Linked DNA regions of Homo sapiens: region 1 is linked to region 2. Evidence: read pairs that join two places in POLR2A ChIA-PET (ENCODE). Cell type or tissue: Caco-2. All regions are shown on one strand. Each heading gives the region's core, and the rest is flanking DNA. Links, peaks and the distances in the headings are about the cores only. Region 1 overlaps LOC105373044 (a long non-coding RNA gene). Region 2 overlaps ACO2 (aconitase 2).

Region 1 (7,350 bases), core at 2,721-5,220, 60 kb after region 2:
CCCTGCAAGATCTGACCATACCCCCCTCCTATAGCCCCATCATGCTCTGTCTCGCTGACATTCCAGTCTCATTCATCTTCACGTGATAGCATGGGCTAAGAGAATTTGGTAGCTTACCCAAGATCACGTGTTGACAAGTGGTAGAGGTGGGCCCAGTCTGAACCTCACTACCCTGCCTCTAAAAATTGGTGGGGTGTAGATGTATACTGTAGTGGGTTTTTTTGTTTGTTTGTTTGTTTGAGACGGAGGATCGCTCTGTCGCCCAGGCTGGAGTGCAGTGGCGCGATCTTGGCTCACTGCAAGCTCCGCCTCTCGGGTTCACGCCATTCTCCTGCCTTAGCCTCCCGAGTAGCTGAGACTACAGGCGCCCACCATCACGCCTGGCTAATTTTTCGTATTTTTTTTTAGTAGAGACGAGGTTTCACCGTGTTAGCCAGGATGGTCTCGATCTCCTGACCTCATGATCTGCCCACCTCAGCCTTCCAAAGTGCTGGGATTACAGGTGTGAGCCACCGCGCCCGGGCTTGTAGTGTGTTTTAACCAAAATAACAATTTAGGTACTTACAAAAGATACTTGGGGTAAATGACAGAGGCACTTGGAAATGTATGGTGCCTTAATTTGCTGATTTCACAAGCATAGTGATCTCTCAGTGACACTGGCTGCAGTGATGCTAAATGTGGCCTTCCCTGCATCTATGATTTTATTTTTAGGTGTGCTTCTATAGGATTTGAGGTACTTGAGGACAGCAGCAAATGCTACTTCAGCTCTTTATTCCCACAATCCCCTAACACATTCCTAGGAAGCATTGAGTAAAGGTGTTTAGGGATTACCATTAATTCTTCCTCTCAAATGTTTCCTCTTCATTCCACTCCCACTGCTATTGCTTCGGTTCAGGCCTTTTCTTTTTTTTTTCTTTTGAGACGGAATCTTGCTCTGTCGCCCAGACTGGAGTGCAGTGGCATGATCTCAGCTCAATGCAACCTCCACCTCCTGGGTTCAAGCGATTCTCCTGCCTCAGCTTCCCAAATAGCTGGAATTACAGGTGCCCACCACCACACTTAGCTAACTTTTGTATTTTTAGATAAGATTTCACCATGTTGGCCAGGCTGGTTTCGAACTCCTGACCTCAGGTGATCCCCCCCATCTTGGCCTCTCAAAGTGCTGAGATTACAGGCATGAGCCACCGTGACTAGCCAATATCTGGTCATTTAAAAGTATGTGGCGGGGCCAGGCGTGGTGGTTCACACCTGTAATCCCATCACTTTGGGAGGCCGAGGTGGGTGGATCACAAGGTCAGGAGATTGAGACTATCCTGGCTAACACGGTGAAACTCTGTCTCTACTAAAAATACAAAAAAAAAAAAAAAAAAAAAAAAGTAGCCGGGCGTGGTGGCACGCGCCTGTGGTCCCAGCTACTTGGGAGGCTGAGGCAGAAGAATCACTTGAACCCGGGAGGCAGAGGTTGCAGTGAGCTGAGATCACACCACTGCACTCCAGCCTGGCGACAAAGTGAGACTCCGTCTCAAAAAAAAAAAGTGTGTGGTGGCCAGGCGTGTGGCTCATGCCTGTAATCCCAGCACTTTGGGAGGCCAAGGTGGGCGGATCACCTGAGGTCAGGAGTTCAAGACCAGCCTGACCAACATGGAGAAACCCCGTCTCTACTAAATACAAAATTAGCCGGGCGTGGTGGCGCATGCCTGTAATCCCAGCTACTCAGGAAGGCTGAGGCAGAAGAATCGCTTGAACCCAGGAGGTGGCGGTTCTGGTGAGCAGAGATCGCGCTATTGTACTCCAGCTTCGGCAACAAGAGCAAAACTCCATCTTGAAAAAAAAAGTGTGTAGCACCTCCCTCCTCCCACTCTCTCTCTTGCTCCTCTTTTCCCCATGTGATGTGCCTGCTCCTCCTTTGATTTCCGATATCATGGGAAGCTTCCCGAGGCATCCCTGGAAGCTGAGCCTATGCCAGTACCATGCTTGCTGTAAAGCCTGTGGAACCATGAGCCAACTAAACCTATTTTTTTTTTTTTGAGACGGATTCTTGCTCTGTCGCCCAGGCTGGAGTGCAGTGGCATGATCTCGGCTCACTGCAAGCTCCACCTCCCGGGTTCATGCCATTCTCCTGCCTCAGCCTCCCAAGTAGCTAGGACTACAGGCACCCGCTACCACGCCCAGCTAGTTTTTTGTATTTTTAGTAGAGATGAGGTTTCACCGTGTTAGTCAGGATGGCCTCGATCTCCTCACCTCATGATCCACCCGCCTTGGGCTCCCAAAGTGCTGGGATTACAGGCGTGAGCCACCGTGCCCAGCCAGCCTATTTTCTTTATAAATTAACCAGCTCTGTTGCCCAGGCTGGAGTGCAGTGGCGCTATCAGGGCTCACTGCAACCTCCACCTCCCCATTTCAAGCGATTCTTCTGCCTCAGCCTCCAGACTAGCTGGGATTACAGGCGTGCACCACCACACCTGGATAATTTTGGTACTTTCAGTAGAGACAAGGTTTTGCCATGTTGGCCAGGCTGGTCTGAAACTCTTGACCTCAAGTGATCCTCAGCTTCGGCCTCCCAAAGTGCTGGGATTACAGGCATGAGCCACCACTACCAGCCAGGTATTTCTTTTTTCTTTCTTTTTTTTTTTGTGCGTGTCACCCAGGTTGGAGTGCAGAGGTGCCATCTCAGCTCACCGCAACCTCCGCCTCCTGAGTTCAAGCGATTCTCCTGCCTCAGCCTCCTGAGTGGCTGAGAGTATAGGCACATGCCACCACGACTGGCTAATTTTTGTAGTTTTAGTAGACACGGGGTTTCACCATGTTGACCAGGCTTGTCTCAAACTCATGACCTCAGGTGATCTGCCTGCCTCGGCCTCCCAAAGTGCTGGGATTACAGGCGTGAGCCACCACGCCAGGCCCAGGTATTTCTTTATAGCAACGTGAGAACAGCCCAAAACAGAACCCACATGTGATGCTGTTCTCATTCATTCGTGCATTCATTCAACATACTGTTGTGTACAGTTGTTGGAGATGCAATGCAGAAGAAAAACTGGGCCTCAAACCGAGCTTCAACTCAGAGCACTTGGTGCTGGAGTTGGGGGGCAGCAGGGTGGGCACTGAGAGAAAGAGCGAGTTTGTACTCTCAGGTAATTAAAAGTATTTGGAGCCAGGCACAGTGGCTCATGCCTATAATCCCAACATTTTGGGAGGCCGAGGCAGGAGGATTGCTTAAGGTCAGTTTGAGACCAGCCTGGGTAACAAAGTGAGATACTGTCTCTACTAAAAAAATAAAATAATTAGCTGGGTGTGATGGCACTTGCCTGTAGTCCTAGCTACTTGGGAGGCTTAGTTGGGAGGATTGCTTGAGCCCAGGAATTTGAGGCTTCAGTGAGCTTTGATCATGCCACTGCCCTCCAGCCTGGGTGACAGAGCAAGACTCTGTCTCTGAAATAAATAATAATATTCGGGCTGATTTACATGGGAGATGACAACTGGTAAGCTAAGAGGTTAGAGACCTAAGCAGCATCCAGATCAGAGGGCCTTATGATTATATTAACAGCTAACATTCATGAGCACTTACTATATGTCAAGTACTACTTAGGTGCTTTATATGCATTAAGTTTGATCCTCAGAACAGCTGTATACAGTAGGAGCTATCATCGTTATCTCACTTGCCCAATTGTCTCATTTTGCCTCATCTAAGGTAAACAGAGGTTAAGTAGGTCATTCAAGGTCATACAGCCAGTAAGTGGCAAACCTGGGACCCAGGCCCCAGAGTCCCTAATCACGACCACCAGGCTGTGCCCCGCCATGACGTTAGAAGTCAGGAGTTCGAGACCAGCCTGGCCAACCTGGTGAAACCCTGTCTCTACTAAAAATACAAAATTAACTGGGCATGGTGGCGCATGCCTGTAATTCCAGCTACTCAGGAGGCTGAGGCAGAATCACTTGAGCCTGGGAGGCAGAGGTTGCAGTGAGCCGAGATTGCGCCATTGCACTCCAGCCTGGGTGACAAGAGTGAAGCACTGTCTCAAAAGAAAAAAAAAAAAAGAAGGCTAGGATAGGAAAATAACACAGGGACATATCACCTGGGTAGACAGCAAATGGGAAGGGGCTGGAGCGGAGGCAGGACCAGGAAGGAGGTTATTGTGTGGCCGCAGCAAGAGATGGTCAGAGCAAGGCTGGTAGCCATGGAGAGTAACGCTGGTCAGAGTCCAGAGGTCTTCAGGGGGTGGAATGGGTGGGATGACCTGGAGGACAGAAGTGGGAGGAGCCGACGCCTGTGGGCTTTAGCCTTCACCTCTGAGATGGGAAACTGCAGCGGGGCCAGGCTGGGGGCAAGGGGCCAGAGCTGAAGCGGTCAGTGTGTGGGTTACCAGGCTACTGTTACAGTATTCCGCTCACAGGATTGCAACAGTGATGTGTTGGCACGTTTGGTTTACTCATTGGTAAAACCAGAGATCAGGCCTCTTTATGAATTCTCCATGTTGCTCCATGGAAGGTTTGAGGTACAAAAACACACAAGCGGGCCGGGCGCAGTGGCTCACGCCTCTAATCCCAGCACTTTGGGAGGCCAAAACAGGTAGATCACAAGGTCAGGAGATCAAGACCATCCTGGCTAACATGGTAAAACCCCGTCTCTACCAAAAATACAAAAAATTAGCCGGGCGTGGTGGCGGGAGCCTGTAGTCCCAGCTACTCAGGAGGCTGAGGCAGGAGAATGGCGTGAACCCGGGAGGCAGAGCTTGCAGTGAGCCGAGATCGTGCCACCACACTCCAGCCTGGGTGACAGAGCGAGACTCCGTCTCAAAAAAAAAAAAAACCAACAAAAAAAAAACCACCACAAGTGGCTTCATTTTCAAGCTCCGTGACCACAGAGCTTCTCTACCTATTGCGTCCCTGCATGTGCTCTGGCCTAACCCAGTGTCTGATACATGTTATTTGAATGAACAAAATAATAATAAAAGAATTGGCCGGGCGCAGTGGCTCACGCCTGTAATCCCAGCACTTTGGGAGGCCAAGGCAGGTGGATCACAAGGCCAGGAGTTCAAGAACATCCTGGCCAAGATGGTGAAACCCCATCTCTACTAAAAATACAAAAAATTAGCCAGGCACGGTGGCATGTGCCTATAATCCCAGCTACTCAGGAGGCTGAGGCAGGAGAATCGCTTGAACTTGGAGGGCAGAGGTTGCAGTGAGCTGAGATCATGCCACTGCACTCCAGCCTGGGCGACAGAGTGAGACTCTGTCTAAAAAAAAAAAAAAAAAAGAATTGCTGAAAGTATAGGAGTGAGGGAGAAATAGGGCTGGAAACTCACCAAGGCAGGAGAAAGAGAGTCACTCAGGATGACTAGGAGCATAGCATTTCCATGCCACAGCACACGAGTTGAGCACCTGCAGGGATGCCCATGACCCTCTCAGTGCCCCACGGCCTCTCTGTAAAAGGGAAGCAGCAATAGATCCCATCTCAAATGACTGTCCATCAGCAGAGTGCTGGCTGAAAAAAAAAACATGGTACATCACATACCAGAAAAATGTGAAGCCATGAAAAAGAATGAGAATGTCCTTTGTGTATTGATATAGAATGATATTTAGGATATATTGTTAAATCCAAAAATACAAGGTGCAGAGCACTGTGTAATGGTGTAATGGGATGTTACCATTTGTGTAAAAAAGGGAGAAAAATAATTATCTAATATTATTTTATGCAGAAAATAGCTCTGAAGGGTTCATAAGAAGTGGATTACACTGGTTGTCTCCGGAGTAAGGAATGAACAGCTGAAGCGGGGTGAGGGGCAGTGGGAGGGGAGAGAATTTTTTCCTAAATGCACTTTGGAATCTTTTTTTTTTTTTTTTTTTTTTTTTAAAGAGACAAGGTCTTGGCCCGGCGCAGTGGCTCACACTTGTAATCCCAGCACTTTGGGAGGCCGAGGCGGCTAGATCATCTGATGTCAGGATTTCGAGACCAGCCTGGCCAACATACCCCATCTCTACTAAAATTACAAAAAATAAGCCGGGCATGGTGGCGGGCGCCTCTAATTCCAGCTACTCGGGAGGCTGAGGCAGGAGAATCACTTGAACCCAGGAGGCAAAAGTTGCAGCAAGCCGAGGTCATGCCATTGCACTCCAGCCTGGGCAACAAGAGCGAAACTCTGTCTAAAAAACAAACAAACAAACAAACAAACAAACAAAAAACAGAGAGAGAGAGAGACAAGGTCTCACTCTGTCATCCAGGTTGGAGTGCAGCAGTGTGATCATAGCTCACTGCAGCCTCAAACTCCTGGGCTCAAGCAATCCCCCAGTCTTAGCCTCCTGCATGGCTGTAGCTGTGTACTATAGGCACGTACCACTCCACCCGGCTAATTTTTTTATTTTTTATTTTTGTAGGAATGGTGTCTCACTATGTTGCCCACGCTGGTCTCGAACTCTTGAGCTCAAGTGATCTTCCCTCCTCGGCCTCCCAAAGTGCTGGCATTAGAGGTGTGAGCCATTGTGCCCGGCCAGGAATCTTCTTTGTGTGGGATCATGGGACTATATTACCTGTTCAAAATGAATAAAACAAAATTTAAAAAGCAATTAAGATTTTTTTTCACATCTTAAAAAAAAAGCTTCTCTTGGCCCCCTTTCCTGGCTCCCTTTTCCTCCAGTGAATGCTCCATTTTTCTGCTCCCTTTACTAGCAAAACTGCTTGAAACAGTCGTCTGTACTTGTTGGGTCCCTTCCAAACCTCTCTTCTCTCTCCGACCTGCTTCAGCCAGGGTTCTGCCCCTGCTGCTCCAGGGAATATGCTTCCTGAGGGTCATTAATGGACTCCGTGTTGCCAAATCAGTGGTAATTCTGTCCTCAGTGGCAGTTTTTGTCCCAGAAGGTCAGACACCCTTTCCCCTGTGGCCCAGCCATGTTCTCCACCCACCTCACAGACTCCTCTCTCGGCCTCACAACAATGGTGGGCCTTGGGCTCACTTTCGGTTCTGGGTACACTCCTGCGGGTACCATGCCTCCACACAGCACCTGCCGCTCATGTCTCCACCCCTTCCTGCCAGCCTAGCCTCTCTCCCTGAGCACGGACTCCACAGCTCCATCTGGTCACTCGAGTTTAACATGCGTCACAGTGGGACTCCTGGCTGGCCCTCCCAACAAACCTGCTCTTATTCATCTTCCCTGTCTCTTTTTTTTTTTTTTTTTTTTTGAGACAAGGTCTGTCGCCAAGGCTGGAATGTAGTATTGAGATCCTCCCACTTCAGCCTCTCCAGTAGCTGAGACTACAGGCGTGCACCACCATACTCAGCTAATTTTTGTATTTTTTATATTTATTTATTATTTATTTATTTATTTATTTTTGAGACAGAGTTTCACTCTTGTTGC
Region 2 (7,350 bases), core at 3,150-5,649:
AGCTCAAGTGATCCTCCTGCCTCAGCCTCTCAAAGTGCTGGAATTACTTTTAGTATTTTACATATTACATAATTACATACTTGCTATTCTTTGGGAACCCATTCATATTATTTCATGCCTCACAGTAACTCAGAATAACATTCATATCATTTCATTCCTCACATAATACTGCAGATATTATTCTTTTTTTCCAAGTGAGGAAATTGGGGTGAAATGTGCTTGTCATGTAGGTAGTAAGTGACAGAGCTGGGCTTTGGAGTCAGCTCTTTTTTTTTTTTTTTTTTTTGAGATGGAGTTTCACTCTTGTTGCCCAGGCTGGAGTGCAATGGTGCAGTCTCAGCTCACTGCAACCTCCACTTCCCGGGTTCAAGTGATTCTCCTGCCTCAGCCTCCTGAGTAGCTGGGATTATAGGCGTGTGCGACCACACTCTGCTAATTTTTTTGTATTTTTATTAGAGACGAGGTTTCTCCATGTTGGTCAGGCTAGTCTCAAACTGCCAACCTCAGGTAATCCACCCACCTCAGCCTCCCAAAGTGCTGGGATCCGTGAGCCACTGCTCCTGGTCAGGTTAAGTTATCTTCACTGTGCCACATTGCCCCTTGTAAACAGCAGGTTATAGTTCAGGTTTTTAGGACAGCGAGCCACACCCTCCCCTGCCTGGCTGGGTTTCCACCCTGATCTTCCACTATTTCCTGCTTTGTCTTTTTTTTCGAGATGGAGTTTCACTCTTGTTGCCCAGGCTGGAGTGCAATGGCACAATCTTAGCTCACCACAACCTCTGCCTCCCGAGTAGCTGGGATTACAGCATGCGCTACCATGCCCGGCTAATTTTTTTTTTTTTTTTTTTTTTTTGAGACGGAGTCTCGCTCTGTCGCCCAGTCTGGAGTGCAGTGGCACGATCTCGGCTCACTGCAGGCTCCACCTCTCAGGTTCACGCCATTCTCCTGCCTCAGCCTCTCGAGTAGCTGGGACTACAGGCGCCCACCACCACGCCCGGCAAATTTTTTTTTGTATTTTTAGTAGAGATGGGGTTTCACTGTGTTAGCCAGGATGGTCTCGATCTCCTGACCTTGTGATCCACCCGCCTTGGCCTCCCAAAGTGCTGGGATTACAGGTGTGAGCCACGGCGCTCGGCCCGCCCGGCTAATTTTTGTATTATTAGTACAGACCGGGTTTCTCCATGTTGGTCAGGCTGGTCTCAAACTCCCGACCTCAGGTGATCCGCCTTTCTTGGCCTCCCAAAGTGCTGGGATTACAGGCTCGAGCCACCGTGCCTGGCCTCCTGCTTTGTCTTTTACACCCCAGCATTTTGAGTGATTGGCAGCTTCTGCATGCTTCACTTGGTGAGTCTCTGTGTGCATGCTGTGTGTTCTCTTCACCTGCCCTGCAAATGCCTGGTTGCCCTCTGCGACCCTGCTCAGGCGCTGCTCTCTCTGTGAAGCCTTGTGGAAACATCCCAGGCAGAGCTTCTCATTCTCTGTGCTCCACTCCTGCCCCTTGTGTGTGTGTGTGTCCTTCTTTCAAAGGTTACAGTGAGGTTTTGCATTTACTTCCTGATCTTGGCTAGACTGAGGCATATTAGTCTAGTGACTGTCTCACTCTTCTTGGTATCTGAGTCCTATTGCTTGGCACATAATAGAGTGCAAATGTGCTGCTAGGAAAGAGGGTACACGATAAGCTACTGTCAACCTCTTCTTTTTTTTTTGAGACGGAGTCTCGCTCTGTCACCCAGGCTGGAGTGCAGTGGTGTAATCTTGGCTCACTGCAACCTCTGCCTCCCAGGTTCAAGCGATTCTCCTGCCTCAGCCTCCCAAGTAGCTGGGACTACAGGTGTGTGCCACCACGCCCGGCTAACTTTTTGTATTTTTTTTTTTTTTTTTTTGAGACGGAGTCTTACTCTGTCGCCCAGGCTGGAGTGCAGTGGCGCGATCTCTGCTCACTGCAAGCTCCACCTCCCAGGTTCATGCCATTCTCCTACCTCAGCCTCCCAAGTAGCTGGGAGTACAGGCACCCGCCACCGTGCCCGGCCAATTTTTTGTATTTTTAGTAGAGACGGGGTTTCACCATGTTAGCCAGGATGGTCTCGATCTCCTGACGTTGTGATCCGCTCGCCTCGGCCTCCCAAAGTGCTGGGATTACAGGCGTGAGCCATTGCTCCCGGCCCATTGTGTAGCATTTCTACACCTTCAAGGTCCCTCGTGATACCTGGTTCCTTTTTGTCTCCTCAGTCTTATTTTCTGCCATTTCTTCTTCACTTTGCCACAACCAAGCTGCTTTTCTTTTGTTTTCTTTTTTTTGAGACAGTCTGTCTCTGTCGCCCAGGCTGGAGTGCAGTGGCGCCATCTCGGCTCACTGTAGCTTCCGCCTCCCAGGTTCCAGTGATTCTCCTGCCTCAGCCTCCCGAGTAGCTGGGATTACAGGCGCCCACCACTACGTCCGGCTAATTTTTGTATTTTTGATAGAGACAGGGTTTCACCATGTTGACCAGGCTGGTCTCGAACTCCTGTCCTCAGGTGATTCACCCACCTCAGCCTCCCAGAGTGCTGAGATGACAGGCATGAGCCACCGTGCTTGGCTGCTTTTCTTTTCTTTCAGTTGCAAGTGCTTTCTTGCACATGCTGTTCTCTCTGTGCCAAATTCCCTGGACTCCTTCCCCTAAAGCCCATTTGTTTAGCCTCAGATCAAACATCACTTTCTTGGAGAAGCCCTTCCCCCATTCTGGATTAAGCTGTCCAGCTTTATGCTGTTACAGCAGCTTAACTTTTTATCACAGCACTTCTCTCACATAGTCACTTACACAGTCCCTTGAGTGATGACTTGACATGTTTTCTCACCTAAAATTCAGGCACCACAACACATAGTCTGGGACTGGAGAAACATTTAATGAATCAGGAAGACGTTAGTTTAAATTGGGGAGGTAGTATGGGAGGGAAAGCATTGACTTGATAATTGGAGGGCTTGAATTCTGCCCCTAACTTCTGTTAACTAGGTATGTGACCTTGGCATTCATATCCTCATCTGTCAAACAAAGAAAAAATTCTTGGTGATCTGGGGTCATCTTGAGTTGTGATAATCTATACTTCTAGATGAATCATCAAATTAACACAGCTCTAGAGGGCTGCTTATCTAGGATGAGAATCCACCTGCCTGCTTGGCCTCTCCACTTGGGTATCAGATAGTCCAATGTCCAGAACCAAACTCCTGATCTCACCGTGCATGCCTGCTCTTCCCGTTGCCTTCCCCATTTCGTTTATAGCAACCCATTTTCCCAGTTACTTAGGTCCAAAACCTAAGTTATATTCTTGATTCCTTCTCTCACACCCCTTGGCCAACTTTTCAGCAAATCCTACTATTATTACCTTCAAAATATATGCATCTCTAGCCAGTTTTTTTGAACTTGAACTCAAACATGATCTGGTTTGAGCCTGATAAAATCTTGCCTACTTTTGCGCTTGATTGCTCATATTTCTGTGGCCTCACTGAATCTTGCACCTAATGTGCACAATAGCAACTATAATACTACAGCACTTTCTGTTTTGGTGTCTTCCTTATTCTACCAGATGGTAATCCTGACGGTAGGGGCCCCATGGTGGTGTTCCCAGTGTCCAATGTGGTACAACTAGGCATCCCTCAGGTGCGCTATAGCAGATGGGACGTGGGCATGTCAAGATAGTGAGCCCTGGCTTTACCCTACCCTAGCAGGGTGACATGCTGAGCCTGCCGGTTGCCTCCTGGCAGCAGTTTAGTCTGCTTACTGCTCTGTGGTGTCCAAATGTATTATTTTGTTAATGTGCCTTAACTTGGAAAAGCTTGGAAGCCTCATGGTAACAGCATTTGGCACCTAGGAAGGTATTCATTGTTAAATGAATTCTTTGTTAAGTGAGGTAGACTACAGGGATCATTCTCCCTGTTTTATAGAAGAAAGAGTAAGCTGTGTGACCAGCCAGTGGCCTGATCATAATCGAGTGCTGTTCTGAGTCTCATGTGCGTTCTGGGGCAACACACTGGGTTGCATTTCACATGTGCACACATGTAGCTCGTTGCTTCCTTACCTGCATGTACATGAAGGTGAAGGCTGTGGCTAAGCCAGAAGGGCCTGGGTTCTGGGGGTTTCTTCCTTGATACAGATAAATCCATTCTGACATTGCTGTGCTTTCCTCCAGGCCTTTGGGGATTAAGGGGGTTTACTGGAGAGCCTGCTTGCTGGGGAGGAATATTTATAGACTGTGAGCTGGAAGGAACTTTGGAGAACATCAGGTTCAGTGGTTACCAGATGTGGCTATCTCAGAGTAACCTGGTAATCTTTTACTGATGCTTAGGCCCTACTGCAGGTGATCTGGTTCAGAGCTCTGGGAGTGATAGGGCTTAGAAGCTGAGTTTTTACAAAACCTTCCAGGTGATTTTGATACAGCTGGAATAATCCAGTTCCTCCTCCTCCCCTTTTTTTTTTGAGATAAGATCTTGCTCTGTGGTCCAGGCTGGAGTGCAGTGGCACACATGATCACAGCCCACTGCAGCCTTGACCTTCTGGACTAAAGCTGTCCTTCCATCTCAGCATCTCAGGGAGCTGGGACTACAGGCGTGTGCCACCTTGCTCGGCTAATTTTGTTTATCCTTTGTGGAGACAGGGTCTCACTGTGTTGTCCAGGCTGGTCTCAAACTCCTGGGCTCAAACCATCCTTCTGCCTTGGCCTCCCAAAGTGCTGGGATTACAGGTGTTGTGAGCCCTGCACTGGCCAAATAATAATACTCTTAATAGTAATACCCAGACCACATTCTTAATTTCTTCCAAAATGTCTTTGATAGCTATCTGTTTCCAAATCGAGATCTAATAAAAAACATACATTGCATTTGTTTTTCCATTTCTGCCTGTCTTAATCTACAGCAGCACCCCCGCTCCCTGCCCCAGCACTTTCTTCCCCATGACATTGACTCTTTGAAGAGACCAGGCCAGTTTTCCTGTAGAATGTCCACCTTCTGGGTTTCATTGTTCTTTTTTCCTCCTGCATTTCCCTTACTCTGGAGGTAAGGTTCCAAAGCTTGCTTAGATGCAGGTTAAACATTCTGGGCAAGACTTCTTTATAGGTGAGGCCGTGTCACCAGGAGGCACCGGTGTCGGGTGGTCCTGCTGTCGGTGGTGCCGTGTTTGATCTCTGGGTTAAAATGGTGGTAATCAGATCCTGCTATTGTAAAGGTACATTTTTTTTTTCCTTTTCCTTCATAGTGATAACTTCCTGTAAGTAAACTTGCTGAAACAAAGGGTTTGCACATTTCAAAAAACCAAAACGCTTTTGATTATTGTCAAATTGCCGCTAAACAATTCTGCTATTCTATATTTTAAGGAGTATGCTTTTCTTCACTATTTGCCTGGTTTATTTTTTCTTTTTCTGATTACAAAAGAAATGTATATATCATGCAACATTTAAAAGTTACAGGCCGGGCACGGTGTCTTACACCTGTAATCCTAGCACTTTGGGAGGCCCAGGCGGATGGATCACCTGAGGTCAGGAGTTCAAGACCAGCCTGGCAAACATGGTGAAACCCTGTCTTTACTAAAAATACAAAAATTAGCTGGGCGTGGTAGCACGTGCCTGTAGTCCCAGCTACTCAGTGGGGGGCTAAGGCAGGAGAATCGCTTAAACCCGGGAGGCGGAGGTTGCAGCCAGCCGAGACTGCGCCACTGCACTCCAGCCTGGGCGACAGAGCAAGACTCTGTGTCAAAAAAAAAAATTGTGGTCAAATCTAACAGAAAATTTGACATTTTAACCACTTTCAGTGTTCAATTCATTAGTACTAATTATGTTCATAATGTTGTGCAACCATCACCATTATCTTCTTTGTAAACAGCTGTAGAGTGGCATTCCATGGTGCATGAGCCAGAATTTATTCAATCAGTGCCCTGTGTATGGACAATTGGGTTGTTCTCTTAAAAACAGCGCCGCGGACAGTACCTTTGCCTGTCTCTCTGCTCTTTTATATATTTTAATTAGATAGTTTCCTGGAAGAGGGAAAGCTAGTCAAAGAGTGCAAACACTTTACATTTTAATATGTATTACCTAATTGTCTTTCAAAATGTTGAACCTCTTTACAGTCTAACTAAAAGCATCTAAGACTGATAAAGTATTGATTTGCCTTGATAACTGTTGGCTCTCACAAGACTAACTCAACCTGCTCTGTATTTTAATCCTGCTTAGTAAGGAAGAGCTGGTTGGGAAAGTAGAAGCAACATCCCTTTTTTTAACTAATTGGTATTTATGTAACACCTCCTGTGTATCGGGCTTGCTTTTCAGGCCGGGGGATTTTAGTTATGAATAAACAGAGACAATCTCTCCCTAGTGGAGCTTACAGACTAAAATATTTGGAGACAGACATCATCTCATGAATGAAGTCAAGGAGAGGTAAAGGGCATATATAATAGGAGGCTCTCATAGGGCTGGGGATTCGGAGAAGGATTCCCTGAGAAAGTGAAATGTATTTGGAGTTTGATGGATCAACTGGATGTTCCCTAGGCAAAGGGCAGACTGGGAATGGAGGTGGACAGCAAACATTCCAAGCAGAAGAAAAACTGCATCTGTAAAGACCTGTGGCAGGTCCCTTTAGAATGTGTTCTGGCCAAGGAGGTTCATCATGTTCAGTGCCCTTGAGGAAGGCGGGTTCTGAATTTCCCAGATACCAGATAGATGAGATCCCACTGCCAGGGGCCCATGAGCAGAAGGGGTTTGAGAGGGATGGGAGACTTTCCAAGGCAAATTCTAACAAATTACAAATAATCTGGAGAGGAGAAAGAGAGGCACCTAAATAAATCAGTTTAGAGTTTTAGAATGACTTGTCCAAAGTTGGAAGGGGGTCAGGTAACCAAGGAGGAACAGTGCAGAGCAGCTGGAATACATCAGAAGGGGGTCAGGAATGCCAAAGGACCTGATGAGCTAAGGCTTCTGGAAAATGCTAATCAGCCACAAGGGCCTTTAAAACTGTCTGCAGTAAGAAAAATAAGAAGAGGCATGCTGTTTCTGGCAACATCCAGAGAACGAACACAATGTCACCACTTCTAGTTTTACGTTCATCTCCTTTATGGAGGAAACAATATAGTATAACACATGTGGAGTGCTTTTATTATGAATAGGCCATATGCCAAGCACTTTATGTAGATGATTTCATTTTTATCAATGCTGTGAAGTTTATCTTCATTTTATTTATGGCAAAACTAAGATGTGGGGAGCTTAAATAACTTCCCCAGGGTCACAGCAGTTAAGTGGTGGAGCTGGGTTGGGCAATCTGACTATAGTTCTTCAATCCGAACTACCACACTGTTCTGGGAAAGGAGGGGCCATATGAGGTGAGAGGGACTG

The links. Peaks named below come from ENCODE experiments on the same cell type or tissue, not always from the same donor. Only the 100,000 strongest peaks of a DNase experiment are listed, where the experiment ranks them.
Region 1: POLR2A ChIA-PET joins it to region 2 with 7 read pairs; 6 of 35 experiments call an interaction of 5 or more read pairs at or near these places.

Annotation. Positions count from the first base shown.
Region 1 is chr22:41,545,364-41,552,713 of GRCh38, forward strand. It overlaps LOC105373044 (a long non-coding RNA gene), which reads right to left. Exons shown (of 2, transcript NR_134631.1): 2 at 6,346-6,525. Among named protein-coding and RNA genes, the nearest start is that of POLR3H, 4.6 kb to the left of the region's middle. In Caco-2, for the core only: no CTCF peak of the experiment used is centred there; a DNase peak (open chromatin) is centred at 4,202.
Region 2 is chr22:41,484,606-41,491,955 of GRCh38, forward strand. The region is part of intron 1 of ACO2 (aconitase 2); the gene reads left to right. Among named protein-coding and RNA genes, the nearest start is that of ACO2, 19 kb to the left of the region's middle. In Caco-2, for the core only: no CTCF peak of the experiment used is centred there; no DNase peak of the experiment used is centred there.